Regions from separate parts of the Homo sapiens genome. Here region 1 is linked to region 2. The links are chromatin loops, found by intact Hi-C in ENCODE. Cell type or tissue: dorsolateral prefrontal cortex. All regions are shown on one strand. Each heading gives the region's core, and the rest is flanking DNA. Links, peaks and the distances in the headings are about the cores only.

What was found. Peaks named below come from ENCODE experiments on the same cell type or tissue, not always from the same donor. Only the 100,000 strongest peaks of a DNase experiment are listed, where the experiment ranks them.
Region 1: a loop joins it to region 2, with 4 times the contacts of the local background. A loop is called at or near these places in 8 of 110 quality-filtered maps.

What each region holds. Positions count from the first base shown.
Region 1 is chr4:98,470,257-98,475,645 of GRCh38, forward strand. It overlaps TSPAN5 (tetraspanin 5), which reads right to left. Exons shown (of 8, transcript NM_005723.4): 8 at 111-2,331. The coding sequence ends at 2,266. Among named protein-coding and RNA genes, the nearest start is that of TSPAN5, 190 kb to the right of the region's middle. In dorsolateral prefrontal cortex, for the core only: no CTCF peak of the experiment used is centred there; no DNase peak of the experiment used is centred there; H3K27ac peaks cover 904 bases.
Region 2 is chr4:98,555,237-98,560,625 of GRCh38, forward strand. All of the region lies in intron 1 of TSPAN5 (tetraspanin 5), which reads right to left. Among named protein-coding and RNA genes, the nearest start is that of TSPAN5, 100 kb to the right of the region's middle. In dorsolateral prefrontal cortex, for the core only: no CTCF peak of the experiment used is centred there; no DNase peak of the experiment used is centred there; H3K4me3 peaks cover 432 bases; H3K27ac peaks cover 4,768 bases.

The DNA.
Region 1 (5,389 bases), core at 68-5,067, 85 kb before region 2:
TGTTTTAACAAGTCCTCCCAGTGATTCTGACACCTGCTAAAGTTTGAGAACCACTGGATTCGAAAATTTCACAATTTCAAGAAAGAAGTAATGAAGAAAGACACACCATGTAAGGTAGAACCAAGTTTATTAATGACAGCCTTTATTACAATCACTCTCAAGTGTAAAAAATAAAGGGTGATTAATTAATATTTAAAACTCACTCGGACTTGCTGTTTGGCCTTTCAGTGGATGTGCCAAAGGGCAGGGATCTTGCCTGATTCTGAATCAATTGGCCAGATGGAGTTCACTGGAGAATGAGGCAATCAACAAAAAAGACAAATGATGCCAACTGGAGAGAGCTCGTGTCTTCTCCATGTTGGAAGGACATTACAAAATGGCAACTGTGGTGGGGGCAGAGATGAAGTAAGACAACCTTACAGTCGGAGTAAGATGTGAATACCTCTACCTATACAGAGACAAAAACACACACATGCAGAGCCATACACACACCCAAACAGTGAACACAGTTTTGAAAATAATTTCCTTTTTGTCCTTTCTCTGAGCAGACTGACACATTCATCGGCCACCACCATGCACCATGGGGCTGAAATGGAAAACCTCGCTTAATTTCCACAAAGTATTCTAGCTGGCTGCCCAGTTATGTGCTGGCAAATCTGTCCGCACCGAAAAATGTGCCTGTGGTTTTCCCAGAGTTCCACAGACTGATATCTGCTCCCCAGGAGGGCAACATCCGGTGGACACCAGCTGGATTAAAATCTAGAGGGCAAAACTCGTCCCTCCCACCTAAAGTGGGGGCAGGAGCGGCAGCACCAGGAAGTGGTTTCCCACTTTGTGTTACAGAGTACTTGCCCCAGTTCAACGCATTCCCCTCCAAAGTATTTGTGCTTTGATACCATCCTGATGGTTAGTCTGCAATAAGAGAACTGAAGGAGCTATGGCCATGCACTATTTTCTTTTTTTAATAAAAGCAAACTAAAACTGGAGGAAGAAAAAGAAACCATTAGAAGCTTTTGACTGGGTCAATGTTGTTTCCAAATTGGGTTTAATTCCATTCAAAGAGAAAGAAGGGGAGGGTGCAGAAAAGGCCACTCAGATCGACTCTGGAAGAGATCATCAAGACCAGGGAAGCATTTGGATGGTACAGCTGGTCTCTTCCCAGCCAGACTGGGAGGACATGCCACAACCTCCCAAGGCTGTGAACCTAGGAAATAAGTGCTGACCAAATAACATATTTCAATGTTTGTAGAAAAGCTGGCAGGAAAGGGAGATGATGGATTCAGATTCACAGGTCATGCAGATTAAGACTTAATCAAAAATTAATGCTTGAGCTGAGTAAGAAAACACTAAAATTTAAGTGGAACTGTATCATAGCTTTCACCTTTGGAAGACGAAAAACAACAAACATACAAAACAAAATGACCCAGAATATTCCAGAGTTTCCAAAAATCCAACTGCTAATTTTGGCAGGGTGAGAAGAAGGGGATATTTAACTGATACCTCTTCATTAACCTCATTTTCTCCTTGAATTTCACTGATAAACAAAGCTCAGGTCTACTTAGAAAAACGATCAGTCCTGCTAAAATACAGCCTCATGACGTCTTCCAATGCCCTTGCTCGGTGCACATGAAATACACAACTTCTCTTATAAGGAGACTTTCCAGGATAGACCAAGTGTGCTCGCCCAAGTGACTTGCTGAATACCATCACAAAATCTGAACCCAAAGATGAGTTGTTTTCTTCTTCAGATGAGAGTTGCAAGTGTTTCCTAAAATGTACATGGAGGGATGCCCACAAACCACTGCCCTCCCAGGTGAGGGGCTGAGTCTTTGAGGAGATGCACTCCTTCAGGCCATGGAACAGAAAGAAGGTGGTCCGTCCAAGGTGTGGTGAAGAGCAAAGCTGCCTCTCCCAGCCCTCCAATTACGGAAGATGAGGACAAGAATGTATTTTCTGCACATTCAAGTACATCTGGGTCCCCTACCCTCCCTTTTTTTCTTTTTTGGTAAGCATCTAACTGTCCATAAATTCATGGCTACAGTAGAGATTCACGGCGCAACGACTTTCATACTGGTTATTTTTTTTTTTAATTCTGTCAGTGAGCAGCATTTCCCAGTTTTACACTCCCCTAATGGCAGCTCCATTAGGCGAGACTGCAGGCTGCATCTGTGATTAGGTCCATGCAGCTCGAAGATCAGTTCGGCACGCGGGAGGGTCCCGAAAGCTGGGTCTGTCCAGTGTCTTGCAGCAGCGGTTGCAGGGGGTCTACCAGCTCGCCCTGACAGCTTCGATATCGCTAACCAAATTCTGGGCCAGGCATATCCCAAATATCTGAGAAAGGAAGAAAATGTGAGTGAAACAGTGACACTTGTAACTTGTTTCCCTGGCCACTGTGTCCCATTTTTTTAAATCATTGATTTTTGAAATTTAAGATGTAATTCATATGTGGTAAAAAGCATCCTTGAAATGTGTATAATTCAGGGGCTTTTAGTATATTCACAAAGCTATGCAACTATCACCACTATCTAATCACAGAACATTTCATTACCCCAAAAAGAAACCCTGTACCTGTGAGCAGTCATTCCCATCCCACCATCCCTACAGACCTAGCAACCACTAATCTACTTCCTGCCTCTGTGGATTTGCCTCTTCTGGACATTTCATATCAAGGGAATCATATAATATGGGGCTTTTGTGGCTGTCTTTTTCATGTAGCAAAATATTTTCAAGGTTCATATACATGTGCTATTAATTTATTCCTTTTGATGGTTGAATGATATTCCATGGCATGGATATGCCCCATTTTGTTTATCTACTCCTCAGTTGATGTGTATTTGCATTGCTCTCACATTTTGGCAATTATGAATAATTCTGCTATGAACATGAGCATACAAGTTTTTGGGTAAACACTTTCTCAATTCTTTTGGGTACTCCTCTAGGAGTAGAATTGCTGACTCATATGGTAGCACTATATTTAACTTTTGAGAAACTGCTAAATTGTTTCCCAAAGAGGTTGCAACATTTTCATTTCCATTAGCAACATATGAGGGTTTCGTTTTCTCCACATCCTTGCCGATACTTGTTATTGTCTGTCTTTTTTATTCTAACCGCTTTAACGAGTATGAAATATGTGGCTTTGAATTGCATTTCCTTAATGACTACTGACGTTGGCATCTTTTCATGTGCTTATTAGCCATTTTTTTTTTTTTTTTTTGAGACGGAGTCTCGCTCTGTCGCCCAGGCCGGACTGCGGACTGCAGTGGCGCAATCTCGGCTCACTGCAAGCTCCGCTTCCCGGGTTCACGCCATTCTCCTGCCTCAGCCTCCCGAGTAGCTGGGACTACAGGCGCCCGCCACCGCGCCCGGCTAATTTTTTGTATTTTTAGTAGAGACGGGGTTTCACCTTGTTAGCCAGGATGGTCTCGATCTCCTGACCTCATGATCCACCCGCCTCGGCCTTTATTAGCAATTTTAATCTTTAGAGAAATGTCTGTTCAGATCCTCTGCCCGTATTTTTGTTTGTTTGTTTGTTTTTTAATAATTTAAGGGACTGGGTTTTGCTCTGTTGCCCAGGCTGGAGTACAGTGGCGTGATCATAGCTCAGTGCAGGCTCCTGCCTCTGCTTCCCAAGCAGCTGGGATTACAGGGACAAGTCACCATGCCTGGCTGCCCATTTTTAAGTTGTTTGTCTTTTTATTGTTGACTTTTTAAAGTTCTTTATTTTTCTAGATACTAGGAGTTATCTTTTCACTGTCTTGATGGTATCATTTTCAGCACAGTTTTAAATTTTGAAGTCCAATTTATTTACATTTGTTTCATTGCTTATGCTTTTGATGTCATATCTAAGAAGACACTGCTTAATCCAAAGTCACAAATATTTATGCCTATGTTTTCTTCTGGAGTTCTATAGCATTAGCTCTTATATTTAGGTCTTTGCTTTATTTTGAGTTAATTTTTACATATGGTGTGAGTTAGTCTAAATTCATTATTTTGCATATCTAGTTTTCCCAGTACCATTTGTTGAAATGACTGCTCTTTCCCTATTGAATGGTTTTGGTTCCCTTGTCAAAAATCAACTGACCATATACGTACGAGCTTATTTCATCTTCTTTTTTGAGATAGGATCTTGCTCTGTCACCCAGGCTGGAGTGCAATGGCATGATCTCAGCTCACTGCAACCTCCCAGGCTCAAGTGATCCTCCCTCCTCAGCCCCCCAAGTAGCTGGGACCACAGGCATGCGCCATCATGCCCAGCTAACTTTTGTATATTTTGTAGAGACAGGGTTTTGTCATGTTGCCCAGGCTGTTTTGAAACTCCTGAGCTCAAGTGATCCACCTGACTCAGCCTCCCAAAGTTCTGGAATTACAGGCATGAGCCACTGCACCCGGCCTTATTTCTTCTTTTTAATCATATATATTTTTTTCTTATTTTTTTGAGACAAGGTCTTGCTCTGTCACCCAGGTTAGAGTGCAGTTGCATAATCACGACTCACTGCAGCTTCAACCTTCTGGGCTCAAGCAATCCTCCCACTTCAGCCTGCTGAGTAGCTAGGACCACAGGCATGTGCCATTACATTTGGCTAATTTTTTTATTTTTACTTTTTGTAGAGACAAGGACTTGCTATGTTGCTCAGGCTGGTCTTGAACTCCTGGGCTCAAGCCATCCTCCTGCCTTGGTCTCTCAAAGTGCTGGGATTACATCCATGAGCTACCACACCTGGCCTGGTTTTATTTCTTGATTTTTCAATTTTATTCCACTTCTCTATATGGCTAATCTTACTCAAGTACACACTATGTTGATTACTATATAGCTTTGTACTAAGTTTTGAACTGGGTAGTGTGAATTCTCCAACTTTGTTTTACTTTTGCAAATTTGTTTTGGCTATTATGGGTCCCTTGCTTTTCCATATGAATTTTAGGATCAGCTTGTCCATTTTTGCTAAAAAGGTGGTTACAATTTTGATAGGGATTACACTGAATCTGTAGATCAACTTGATGAGTGTTGTTACCTTAATAATATGAAGTTTTGCAATTGTGAACACAGGATATCTTTATATTTACTTAGGTCTTCTTTAATTTGTTTCAACTATGTGCTCTTTGGAAAGTATCACACCAACAACATGAAGAGTCCAGCTCTTAAGACTGGCCAGGAGGAAAAGTGGGTGCTCCCTTCCTTCACTAGCACTTTGGCAAGGTAGTTTAGGGAGAGAAAGGGGTATGACATCTCTGTGAAACTTCCCAAAACCTTAACGTCACCACTGAGATCTACTTCTAACTATGCATGTTTGACTCAGTTGCCACAATGCAGTATTTTTGAGCCCATGTAAACGATGGAATGCCAGTAGGCAACCACTATCTAATTAATGTCTCCATCTTAGAAAAAGACAAG
Region 2 (5,389 bases), core at 228-5,227:
CTTTCTACCAACTCTCCAATTTCACATCATACCACTCTCTCCAGTCACACAGGCCTACTTTCTATTCCTTGACTATATCAAGCAATTTTTGACGTCAATCATCCTGCTAATTGCATCTCTTTCTTCTCTCCTTTATAAAGACAGGGTACTCCTACCCTAAGGGTTTGTTTGAGATGATAACTCAGTAAAGTCTTTTCTGGCCACCTTTGCGAATTTATTCCCCCCTCATATTACTAACCACACTTCCTGAAATTATTCCTTCTAATTATATCTGTAGTTGTTTTTCAGCTGTCTCCCCTAGTAGGCTGTATGCATCATGAGAATGGAGACCATGTCCATCTTATCCACTTGTGTTTCCCCAGCACAGTGCCTTGAATACAGAAGGTATTAAAAAAAATTGGCTGTATGAATGATATTTCCCAACCCCTTAAGTTTTCAGGTATTATGCTAAAAGGGTAAATATAGAAATAAGTAAACAAGTAGTTAAAAATTAAAAATTAGCTTGAATACAAATTTTCAGACTGCTTTCATGTGCCTTGCTTTACCCACAACCAGCGGTAGCAGCTTCATGGCACTAATGACAAAACAATAAACCAACAGCTCCTCAGTAATCTGACCTACCCTGTTAAACAAAAAGGATCCACCACACTGTTAGGATATCCTTAGCAAAAGCAAAGCTACTAATTCATTCTTTTCTCCTCCCTGCAAAAAGACTGAAAAATCACTCCACACACGCGCGCGCACACACACGTGCGTGCGCACACACACACGTGCACAGCACACACCCCCACACACACAGCACCCCCACACACACACACACACACACACAGGTAGGAATGGCTCTTCAGCACTGAACTGGCATCTTCACCTACTACCCAAACCACTGGGACTTCACAATCCTTACACACTGTCTTGGCCCCAGATGCAGAGACATTTTATGCCAAATCTGTGGGTGGAAAAGTCAATTCCATCCTTCCTGTAGAAGGATACACAGATGATTGTTATACAACTTTAGGATGACCCATGCTTTCCTGTCTCAGGAAGCTCCCAGAGACTCCCTAACTGCATCTCATTCACCCACGTGGTGGGTTTCAAACTTGCTCTGATGATAAAGCACTGGGAAGCAGAGCTGCCTATTGAGGAAAAATATGAAACACTGAGATACTTTGCTTCTTTTTATGAACGAGGAATAATTTTTCTGGCAGAAATGGCAGTATATGAATGCCATCTAAAACCATAGCTTATACGTACCTGGCAGGGGAGATTATTTCAACCCTAAGAAAGAATAAAAAAACACCATACCCTAAACTTGCGTGTTCTCAATAAAATAATAGAGTTATTAAACTAACTGGTTGTGTCCAAATTTTTCTGTTAACATTCTTTTACTACTTATTCATTCATTTTCACTAATACTCACCAAAAGAGATGTGGTAGCAAATGCCAAACACTTATGAAATGTTGACAGGAGAAAAACATGAAACTGAAAAAGTTTCTATTAGCCCATTTTATTTTCCTTCTGTGGATTGAGATAGGCCATTATTCATTTTTAGCAGTGGGGACTACTGGGCTGGGTCTTTTGAAGTCCAATTATTATCATTCTTTGCCAAAGATAAGGAAAATAGACTTCTATATTTTGAAGAAGTTTCTAATTCTCACCAAGTTTATACTCATCAAAAAGTGAAATGATTATTTCAAAATAAATTTGTTAAAAATTATACCAATATTTTGAAAGAGCCAAGAAGCCAAATGACCCTTATTACCACATTGTATTATAATGTGCATAAATGTTAAACATGAAGTAGTTTAAACATTGACTAAACAGAAAATCTGGAATCATATACTCTTATTGAGAGCAACAAAGTCAAAGCCAATTATGAGACACCAAAGGATGTCTTTGATAGTAACACTTTAAAAATAAAGATAATAAAATAGTACATTTTATCATACTAGCGTTTTTATTTTTCTAAACAGAATACACACTGTATAGTAACATATAAAATACAAATAGGTCTGTGGTCTCCAAAAATGACACTAAATCAACTGAAGCAGAAGAAAATGCACAAATGGTATTAAATCATGACACAGAAAAAGAGAGGGTAGCATCTGGCACTTCTGGCGTGCTACTAAGAACACACTCGGGGAGGAATACAAATTCTACAGTCTCTGAACTAGGCAGGGTGGCTGCAATTTGGGAAGCTGTTTTTTTCCCTTAGGTAGAATAAAATGTTCATCAGACCACATTTGTAAGTATTCACTCAATAATGAATACAACAGTAACCATTTTAACATCCAAGTAGTTTTTAAAATCACACACTTAGAAATACAACTGAGAATTCCAAATAATTTATGTAAATATTCTGCCCACAACTGGGAAGGGCAAAATTCCCCATTCCTTATGCAAGGGCTGTACGTAGTGGCCTCCTTCCAAAGGAGGTGGGCCGAGTCACTTTACAGTGGAGAAATCTGGCAGCGGATTGCATCGGCCACGTGATCAAGATTATGTTGACATGATCACATCAGTGATAAGTCATGTTGACAGGATGTACCCCTGATACAACAAAAATGGCACTTAACCTCTGTGGGTCTTCCCCTAGTCTAATCATGAGAAAAACAACAGACAAATCTGAGGAACATTCCACAAAATACCTAAACACTATTCCTCAAAACTGTCAAGATCATCAAAAACAAAAAGGTCTACGAAACTGTCACAGCCAAGAGGTGCCTAAGAAACCATGAACAACGTAATGTAGTGCCCAGGGTGAGATCCTGGAACAGAAAAGGACATTAGGTAAAACCTAAGGAAGTCTGAATAAGGTACAAACTTTAGTTAATAATAATATATCAATATTGGCTCATTAGTTGTAACAAATGCAGTATATTAACATGTAAGGTGTTAGAAATACTTGTTCCCCGGTGACGCAAAGAAACAGCACTCGAACATAAATTTAATCATCTTAGCAAGGCCATTTTTATTAAATGTATGTTCGAATGCTCATACATTTATTTCTCTGCAGCACCAGGGAACAAGCATTTCTAACATAAGGTGTTAGTAACAGGGGAAAATGGGTGCACAGTAAATGGAAACTGTACTATCTTTGCAACTTTCCTGTAAATATAAAACTCTTCCAAGTCTCACACTGTCCCCCTGGATCTCAATCTGCTGGCTAAGTAAATCCATACTGAATTTAGAACAGAGATTATTAGGCAAAAAGTTTTTAAAGTTGCAGCGAAGGGAGGGTAAACGGCTTGTGCACCGCTGCTAGCTAATATCCACAGCTTCCCCAGGGACTTTAATGTGGTGGCACTTGAAGAGATTGGTTTGCCAATCGATGGGCTGCTTTTGAGGCTCTTGATTAACATATGTAGAGTTCCAAAGTGCCTTGAAAGCTTTCTATTATCTCAGCACTCCAAATGCAGTTTCTAAATGCTGATATTCAGTTTCAGCTTTTTCCAGTTTCTTCTTCAGCCTTCCACATTCATGATCACCTGTTCACCCTTAGCGAGCCTCAGAGCAGAGTGGAGTTGCTTGAAACCCATGTGGGCAAGCTGACCTACTGTGGATAGGCCAGAGTCTAACTGAGGGACAGCAAGATTTTCAGATGGTCTTTAGACAACAAATTGAAAATGGTAATTCCTTTTCTTTAGCAGCAGGGCATAACCTGTGAATGTCTTCTTGTTTAATCTCCCAGCACTCTATGATGTAGGTCCTGTAAATGCCCTCACTTAAATAACAAAGACACAGAATAAGCCAGAAGAAATAACTCCCTTCAGAGTGGCAGAGCAGAATCCTAACCCATGCCTCTTTGCCTAAAACCTGTACTGTCTCTGGCTTGCATGTTCCCTTCCATGAATATAATGCAGTAAAACACCGTGGGAAACAAGCCTTTCAAGAATTCAAACAGTATTACTAGACAGTAACGACACTAAGACAATTTCCCTCCCATGTTTTCTACAGCAAAAAGGAATCACTATTCTGGTAAAAATTTCCATCAGGCTGGGATCTTCCTTTCCAGTATTTCAAATTTGGAAATCATAAAAAATAACTTTAAACACAATACAAATGGCTAAACATGACCGGATATTCAACATGAATATTACTGTCATAACAGGGTAATGGGGTGATATAATGACGGGGAAAAGTTAGTATCTTTATTTATCTCTGTCTTTTTGCAGAAAGGAAGGAAAATTTATAAATCTGAGTAAGAAGAGTATAATAAAGAAATGGTTAAGTAGGAGTTCACAAGAGGGTTTAAGCCTTTCTATGTGCTAAAATATGACATACACACTCTATTTTCTTGAACACTATTTTAAGGCAACTTTTTTATTATCATTAGTTACTGATTTTCCTTGAATTACTTTAATAACCACTATTGGAAATACTCCATAACATAAGTAGGCTCGAAAAGCTTTTCTGCATTTGCAAAAACTGTAACCATAGACAAGCCATAGCCCCTGTATCTTCAGACAGAATCTGAACATTTTTAGCCCCTGTATCTTCAGACAGAGTCTCAACATCCAGGTGCTCCTCTAAATTAAAGCTTAATTTTCACAATTGGTAGAAAGCAGAAATTTGAGTCAACCAGCTGTTAACAGCCCACAGAAAACCAGCAAGCAGACTTAGTTATTTTTTCCTTAAGTGTAGAATAAATTGACTGACTGTATTGAGCTGTTTTTGTGTTTCCCCCTCCAGAGATGTCACTTCCCTGAAGAATTTCCACCAACATATAACCAATCCTTTCAAAAAACAGGCGTTCTCTTAAAATTAATTCTTATCATTTTCTAATCCACAACATCTTAAAGTGGAAAATGTAATTTTTCTAAGCAGAAGTATATTTTGTTTGTCTCCAAGTAGATTCTAAATTCCAATCAGATTTAGTCCAAATGCCACTTAATGACTTTGTGTTCCAACCCAGATAACAAGACAAGCTGCTAACTTACCATTTGGTGACAAATACCTCTTTCTTCAAGTTTCCCCCACTGGTGTTATTATTAGCAATGAAGAGAGTGGCTCATAAGCAGACTTTTTCAAAAGCTAAAGCAGAGCAGGGTAAATTTTCATCCCTCATGTTTTCCCCATAATCTGTAAAATATTTCACTTAGATTATCATGATTTTCTAAAACTTTAATATATTTACTACAGGGAGATTTTCTAAATATGCTGTTAATTAGTTTGTTCATTCCACAAACATATTTAATTGCTTCTAAATGCTAAGCACAGAGAAATAAAATTGAATGAGATTGAAGAGACTAATATCTTCAATTGAGGGAGGCAGGGGGCGTGTTTTCCTTGTTTAGGACGTGCCTCCAAGGCCTGTCTAGCATGAGGCTCCGCTCAGCAAATATTCACTGAAATGTGAACAACAAAGCTCTGCCTTCAGGATGTGGATAA